Regions from separate parts of the Homo sapiens genome. Here region 2 is linked to region 1. Evidence: chromatin loops called from intact Hi-C (ENCODE). Cell type or tissue: dorsolateral prefrontal cortex. All regions are shown on one strand.

Region 1 (4,000 bases):
CTGCCTCAAGCTCTTTATCCTATTATGGAGACGTAACAAGTCATTTGCAGCCACCTTCTTGGAATAGTACCGATTTAGTTCAAGGGTCAACAAACTTTCTGTGAAGGACAAGATAGTGAGTATTTTTTAATTTGTGGGCTGTCCAACTACTGAGCTTTGCTGTAGCACAAAAGCAGCTATAGACAGTAAGAAAGCACGGATATTTAGTCCACAGGTCATAGTTTGCCAAATCCTAGTTAAGATGACTGAGAAAGAGGAGAGAAGGCCTTTTAAAAGCGAAAAAAAAAACAACACAAGCAAAGGTCTGAGCAACGCGTTGACCTAGCAACTCTGAAGAGACCTACATACAAAGAGTAGAGGGTTCAAGGCCATAGGATGTCACACAAAAAACATGGAATTAAAATGTTGATGGTAGACAGAGCCTAGATTGGGAGATAATCAAATACTGCTTTGTAGTTCACAGCCAACTCTGACAAGCACCACCTGTTCCTGAGATTCGGGCAATGAGATGCCCCAGAAGAATGGGTATGAGTGTGTAGTGAAAAGAATCAAATTTCTCCAGGAGAACTGTCAGATGAAAAGCAAAACAAGAGCAAAACACTGCACTGTCTACATTTGTTAGGTCCTCTGTTAATATGAAAAGGCAGGAATCCTGGGACTGAACTAAGAGCTTCCTGCCTGGCCAGGACATACATATGCATTGTGCAAAGCATTTTGCATGCAGGAGACAATCATTTATTCATCAAATGAACAAATTCATCACTTCAGAGCACACAGGACCATGCCTGATTTGTCTGTCATTAACAAATGACTCCTTGCTATAAATCTGGCCAAGCTATCTATTATCCATCCATCCATCCATCCATCCATCCATCCATCCATCCATCCATCCACTCATTCATCAAGTTCCTGTTGTGATTACAAAATTTCATACCAAAGGGTCAGTGTTGGGGCCAGAATCTCCAGAAAAAAGAGGTCAGAAGCATAGGAGAGCAAGCTCAACCTAAAACATTCACTAAATCTGCAAAAAGGTGTCCTTGGAACTTTGCCAGGATGAACAATGGCTTTCTTAGGGATCCTATCTGGACTTGACAGGGACACCATGTTTATGGGTTTTATATTCAAAGAGGGATCTCGGGCCTTGCTGATCCCTTCCCTTTCCACAGCGTCCTGGGATTCCTCATGGTATTCTTCACTCCGGTACTACCCCAGGAAGAGACCAAACAAAAGTGCAAGCCTGCATGCAGGCTGCTGCAGATGTTGCAGACATGTTGTCTTTGGCCTTTCTTTTTAGGCAAAGGGAAAAAGTCCAGTGGGCACTTTGTAGCTGTCCTGACTGTGCAGATTAGTTTTTTTCAACATCAAAGGACCATGTGTTATTATGCTCAGTTCTATAATGTGCATTTGACTGGTGTTTTTTTTATGTGTATGTGGAGTGGGGTAATGAGGAAAAGGCATATATCTTGTAACCTGGCTCATACTTATTACAAACAGGGGACTCTTCCTAGAGTCGATGGATGGGGCTATAGAGGATTCAACAACCACCAGAAATTTTGTACAAAATTTGAAAGACAGGCTGTATAGCCTTCACCAGATTCTCTTGAGGGTCTCAGACCTCAGGGAGGGTAGGAATGGCAGCTCCCAACGGATTTGACTAGCAACTAAGGGAACCCACTCCCCAAACCTGCTTCCTGATTTCATTTCATAATGCCCTAGGCCTTTGCTGTTGCCAAGATGCACTGGCTTACTGCCAAAGAAGACAGGCTCTTATCTGAGTTAGTTCTGCCACCTACAGCACAGAGCCCAGCAAAGCCATTGCATCTTTGCAGCAGAGAAGAAGCCTCATTTGCATACATGAATAAGGGGAGGGCTGCCTCTCCAGCCCCGGACTCTCCACTGGAAGAAAAATGACTTTGGGGATTCTCGATTAGCATTCAGAGATGCAAGCTCCTTTGGGGTGGGTTACAGCGATGGGAAGATATTTTTACATTAAAGGGAAAGGGATAAATTTTGAGGATTAGCACCTGAAAAAGAAATGTTGCTGAAAACCCAGAGAGGAAAGTCACTGCAAAAAAGGAAAAGACAATGAGCTCATGGGTCCTCACAATAAGTGTAACTCTCCCATTTTATAGCATGCCCAATGCTGATAGTCCTTTCTAGGTCCAAACAGGTCACCCCCACCGTCTACCTTGTCGTACAATGAAAAATACTTGCTTTGGAAGAATGTGATTTCCTAAGACAGGATAGTTTTGTTAATATACTTAAAGCATTTTTAAGGATTCCCTCTAAGGGCAGAGATTGTGTTATTCTCATTTTTGTGTCCCCAGCACCGAGCAGAATGCTTGATACTTAGGAGGAAGCTCAATAAATGTTTGTTTGTTGATGTAAAGTAATAGAAATGTAGTTTGTATTGCAACCTATGCATGCTTGCTAATATATAATTAATAATATCTACAGATTATTAAATAGTCATGCATTAGACATATTAACTCAAATTCTCACAACAGTATATAAGATGGGTATTGTTTTGCAGGTGAAACTGAAACCCAGTGTTTTTAAATAACTTACCCAAGGATGCATATCTAGTGAGAGTCAAAATCCATACCTAGGCTGGGCGTGGTGGCTCACGCCTGTAATCCCAGCACTTTGGGAGGTCGAGGTGGGCAGATCATGAGGTCAGGAGATTGAGACCATCCTGGACACACGGTGAAATCCCGTCTCTACTAAAAAAAATACAAAAAATTAGCTGGGCGTGGTGGCGGGCGCCTGTAGTCTCAGCTACTCAGGAGGCTGAGGCAGGAGAATGGTGTGAACCCAGGAGGCAGAGCTTGCGGTGAGCCAAGATCACACCACTGCACTCCAGCCTGGGCGACAGAGCGAGACTGTCTCAAAAAAATAAATAAATAAATAAATAAATAATAAAATAAATAAATAAATAAATAATCCATACCTAGACTTCTTAGCTTGTAAATCCATGTTTGTTCCACTCCACCCATGTATTTTATCTCCAGCATAAGCTCATTTACAATAAGTGGTAAATGAACCAAATGAAAATAATTTGAAAATGTTGAAAAGATTTTTAACTGTTTTAAATACTAAAAAAAATACTCTAAAATGTTTCCTAGTCTTTAGGATTTCTCTGAAGCTTTTCTTACCATTCTTGCTTAATAATAGATGCAGTGGTACTTCTTTGAGGGATAACCCACTCTTAAATCTACTTGCACAGATGACTGTGGAATCTTTCACTCCTTTTGGTCTGGTGAGCACTGATGGCTTGGAAAGGCAATGAAGTAGTCTGTAACTTACACTTTGATTTGTAGTAGCAAAGCATCTTTTTTTACAATTTTTATTTTAGATTCAGGAAGTACATGTGCAGGTTTGTGACACATGCATGTTATGTGATGCTGAGGTTTGGGCTTCTATTGACACCGTCACTCAAATAGTGAACATAGTACCTGATAGGTAGTTTTTCAACCCTCCCTCCTGCTTTTGGAGTGCCCAGTGTCATTGTTCCCATCTTTGTGCCCATATGTACCCAATGTTCAGCTCTCTTTTGTAAGTGAGAATATGCAGTATTTGGTTTTCTGGTTTTGTGTTCAGTCACTTAGGATAATGGACTCCAGCTGCATCCATGTTACTACAAAGAACATGATTTTGTACTTTTTTATGGCTGTGTAGTATTCTATGGTGAATGTGTACCACATTTTCTTTATCCAATCCACCACTGATGGGCACTTGGGTTGATTCCACGTCTTCGCTATTGTGAGTGGTACTGCAATGAACATATGAGTAAAGGTGTCCTTTTGGTAGAAGGATTTATCTTCATTTGGGGATATACCCTGTAGTGGGATCAGCAAGGAATTCTTAACAGAGTAATGCACACAGAGTCTTCATAATGTTGGAATATGGAGTTAACTCTATAGTAATCTTGCCTTTTTCACAGGTTTTTCCATATTAACACTTTAGATTTCAAAAAGGACATCAAAGTAAGCAAGATTGA
Region 2 (4,000 bases), 120 kb before region 1:
AACCTTTAAATTATTTTACATGGCAACAGAAATTGGGCAACCATTGTTTTCTCCCAGACAACATCAGAAACATTTTACCTAGAGTGAATTCTACATATAATCATTCAGGGGGAAAAATGTGAAACCAAGTAAGGATTATAATACTTAGTTTATTCTTCTCCTTTGGCAAACTTTATAAAAGCTCTCAAACTTTGCTCTGAAACTTGATTCAAAAGTTGAAAGATCCAAGCCTGAGTTATTTTTGCAACTACTCTTTTTGCAACATCAGGGAATGTTTCTCTGTTTTTAATAGGGAAATGTTAAATTTCCCTCTTAATATTTAATTAATTTTAACAGAGCATTAAAAAAGGATCTTACCGATTCCAAATTGGAGATTGCATCTCTGTGCTCCCACAAAACCCGTGTTGGTTTCTATCACAGGACACATTGCTCTTGTCTTAGTGTATCAATCTGTGCCCTTGTTTGTGCCAAGTACCAGATGATAAACTCCTCGAAAGCAGGAAGAGTGAGGTGCCTACCTTTATGTCCTAGTACCCAGCACAGTGCTTGGCAGGTAGAAGTTATTCACTGGATATGTTTTTGCTGAATGAATACATCAATGAAAGGAGATGCAGACTTTAAATCTACGGTATAAAAAGGGTTGTAAAATACAGAAGCAATACAAATTAATTAGAAAATAAAGTGTTGACACACTGGATCCCATTTAAGTGTGCCTATCTCCATTTCATTTTTGAAGTTCTTTGGGTTTTGCTTGAGATATTCATTCCTCCTTTCCCAGAGGTTCCCTGCTCTCCAAGCAATCTGAGCTGGATCGGGCTGCGTTGGACAAGGTGACTTCTAAGCTCTATTCGTACGTTCATTCAGCAAATACTTCCAAAGCGTTTTCTCCAGACCCCCTTGTGCTACTGAACGGTGAACGCTCATTTGTAAGAAACATGCATCAGTTACAGCACTTGAGGATGTCACTGTGCCCATTCAACACCACAAAGAGTAGGAAGCCAGGAAGTACCAAGTGAAAGTGTGGGGCTGTCTTTGCGTAGTATCCTGCTTTTTATTTCCTGCAATGCTGAACCCCTTTCTAATACATTTTCTAGCAAAATCCATAGTTCCCTTCTTTGCATTCTCATGACTCTTCAGTCATTTGCAATCATGGAGCCCTTCTCATGTGCCAGGGACTACTCTAGTAAGCATTTTATGTTTTTCATTCGTTTAATCCTTAAGGCCCTTTAATTCTACAAGGTGAGTGCAGTTAATATCGTGCTTTAAAAATAAATAAATGAAGCACAGAGAGGTGAAGCCACTTGCTCAAGCTGTCCTGCTGGCAAGTGGCAGAGCCAGGATGTGGAGCCTGGCACCTGGCTCCAGAATGCAGTACCCTGTGCCCCCTCTCTTTTGACAGAGGATGTGCTTTGTTCAACTTCTAATCTCAAGCATCTGCCATGCATCTGCTATGACCCTCTCTTGGTGGACTCTAATAGAAGAATGGAAGAAGAAGTCTTCATAATTAAGATATTAAAGAATGGTTTATTCTCCTGCTGTTGTCCCTGCCACATTATTTCCATTCTTCTTTCTGTAGTCTGTCCTGACACCCCTATCTTAATTAAGTCTCCCCATTATGTTCTCTGAGCATCCAGGGCTTCTCTTGGTAGCTTTTGTTACAATTAATTACTATATATTAATTTGTGCAACATCTGCTTGTTGTTGAGTCCGTTTTAAACCCCAAGAGGACAGATGGGGAGCACTGGTTGACCACGTAGCCAGCCCTGCACTTGGCTCAGAGTGGGTACTCCGTAAAGACTTGTGGAATTAATGAATGAGTCATCATTGACTTTACTATGTGGCCACATCATATCATTTAAGCACCCACATAATTGCTTATGAATAACAGCTCTCTTTCAACCACTTAGAGAAAAAGACACCTGCTCTATGAGGAGAGGAAATGCAAAAAAAAAAAAAAAAAAAAAAAAATCAGCCTAGGCAAGAACTTCCATAGAGCATTCAAGCCTTTCTCACAAAGAATTGGGATTGCTTATGTTAAGTGGAGAAAAACAATCCAGTTTTGTAACTTAAACCTCCTTCCTTTAGACTCCACAAAAGTAGAATTTGTGAATATTTTCCCTGGGTTGGGCCAGACTAAAGAAAGTGTTTCCAAAGCCAGTGATTTACAGCAAGAAGACAGTAGGAGCCTTTGTTTTTCCTAGAGCAAAATGGCTTTGAGGAATTTCCGCACCTAAATTGTTTGTGATCAGATGGGGATTTCTGATTTCAATGAAGGCAGATCCAACTGGAGTCCTATCTGGAAAATTTTTGTTATCAGGGAGTACAAATTGCAGAGTAAACTTTAATACAACACAGATAGTGCTTCTTAAAATCTTGGGCAATTGTATTGCTTTTCCTTCTCAATGGCTTCTCAGTGCTTCTTTTTGCAAATCCTATTTGAACTGCTTTGACACCCAGCTGCTTCAGAGCTTTTTGTTCTTTTTGTTTTTGCTGGCAGATAAATTACAAATTTAAAAAACATGTTATCTCTTGAATTGGTTTAGGTTTCTCACCAATTCAGACTGCCCCTCTTGTCCCCCACCCCCACATTCCCTTAGTCCAAATGTAAGAGGATTTGCTGTAATGAAATTATTCCTATTATGAACCTCAGAGAATAAAGATGCAGAGTTGAAAACAAAATACATAAATATAAGTTGTCATACAGCCTGAAGGCTCTGCAGGTAAATGACAATCTTATTGTCTAGGGATCAACTTATCTCCTAAGTAACTAGAGTGCCATCAGAACCATAAGGCATTTAATCTACTCGACAGACTGGCATTGAGGTATGATACCGTGGGCCTACTGCCTGTTAGGTGTCATCTTTGCAGCTCTCCATTTCTGGTTTCTTTGGTCTAGTAATTTGGGAGAAGAGGAGAAAATACATCCTGGCTGTGGCTGGAGCAGCAGAGAATGATAAAGGCTTTTTTTCCACACATTTGTGTGGTTTTCCTTATGCACCCAAGTGGACTGGAAGCTCAGCTCTGTCACTGACGTTGTGGTGTGGTCCTAAGCAGGCCACCGCAGCTCCCTGAGCCTTAGCAGTTTCTTCTGTAAAACTGGGATAACATGACGATGACTTTTAGGATTTGCCCCAGTGTAACTCAACTGGGTCTTTAGTAATTTGTGGTGGTGTTTTATATGGCATATGCCTTCATATAAAACAATCCTTAACTCTGCAAATGTTCTACATGGCCCATCACTTATATAATCAATCTCTATTGGCCACTTCTCAGTGAGAGCCTCCACTCGTCTAGAAGACACCTGAGAAACTAGGACATTAAAAATGAAGACCAGAGCCTCCAAAACAGAAACAACAAATCCAGCGAGGCAAAGCTCTTACATTTCACCTATACTATAGACCGTGAGCCCTGACCTGGAATCATATTGACTCTTTCCAAAGGGCTTGATTACATGGTTTGCTAACTGATAGAAGATTAGAAACAGCACATATAGGAGGGTGGAGTAGCTACCAAGGGCAAACCTGCACAAAAAGAGTCAGGTGATGGTGTAACAAAAAGAGAGGTATGGGATCTATTTTTATTATTTTTTTTTCTTTTCCTTCTCCCCCAGCATGAGAATTCAAAAGCATAAACTCTGTAATGGTTTGCTATAGACAAAACATCCCCACACATCTTTCAACAGTCCTTAAGGGCATGACTGCATTATAGCACAAACCAAGAACAGCAAATATAGGGTTTGCATGGATAACTCCCTTCACCTGTGTCTAAAGCAAACGCCCAAAGTCAATCTTTAAACTCTTTTAACTGATGATAATACAAGGTATCCTTGTCTTGGCTCCAGAATCCTTCTCAACACGGGACTCAAGCTCTGACTCCCAACCATTTGAATTTAATTCATGAGCTGGAATCCATTTACTATCTTGGTGTAAGTGACAACTATTGAAAGGACAGGGATGTGGGTGACTCAATTTTTTTTTTTTATACTTTAAGTTCTGGGTTA

The links. Peaks named below come from ENCODE experiments on the same cell type or tissue, not always from the same donor. Only the 100,000 strongest peaks of a DNase experiment are listed, where the experiment ranks them.
Region 2: a loop joins it to region 1, with 4 times the contacts of the local background. A loop is called at or near these places in 5 of 110 quality-filtered maps.

Annotation. Positions count from the first base shown.
Region 1 is chr4:16,514,773-16,518,772 of GRCh38, reverse strand. All of the region lies in intron 5 of LDB2 (LIM domain binding 2), which reads left to right. All of the region lies in intron 2 of LOC105374505 (a long non-coding RNA gene), which reads right to left. Among named protein-coding and RNA genes, the nearest start is that of TAPT1-AS1, 290 kb to the right of the region's middle. In dorsolateral prefrontal cortex, a CTCF peak has its summit at 1,784 (motif pointing left); a DNase peak (open chromatin) is centred at 1,782; H3K4me3 peaks cover 275 bases; H3K27ac peaks cover 2,313 bases.
Region 2 is chr4:16,635,268-16,639,267 of GRCh38, reverse strand. The region is part of intron 2 of LDB2 (LIM domain binding 2); the gene reads left to right. Among named protein-coding and RNA genes, the nearest start is that of LDB2, 260 kb to the left of the region's middle. In dorsolateral prefrontal cortex, no CTCF peak of the experiment used is centred here; no DNase peak of the experiment used is centred here; H3K27ac peaks cover 1,816 bases.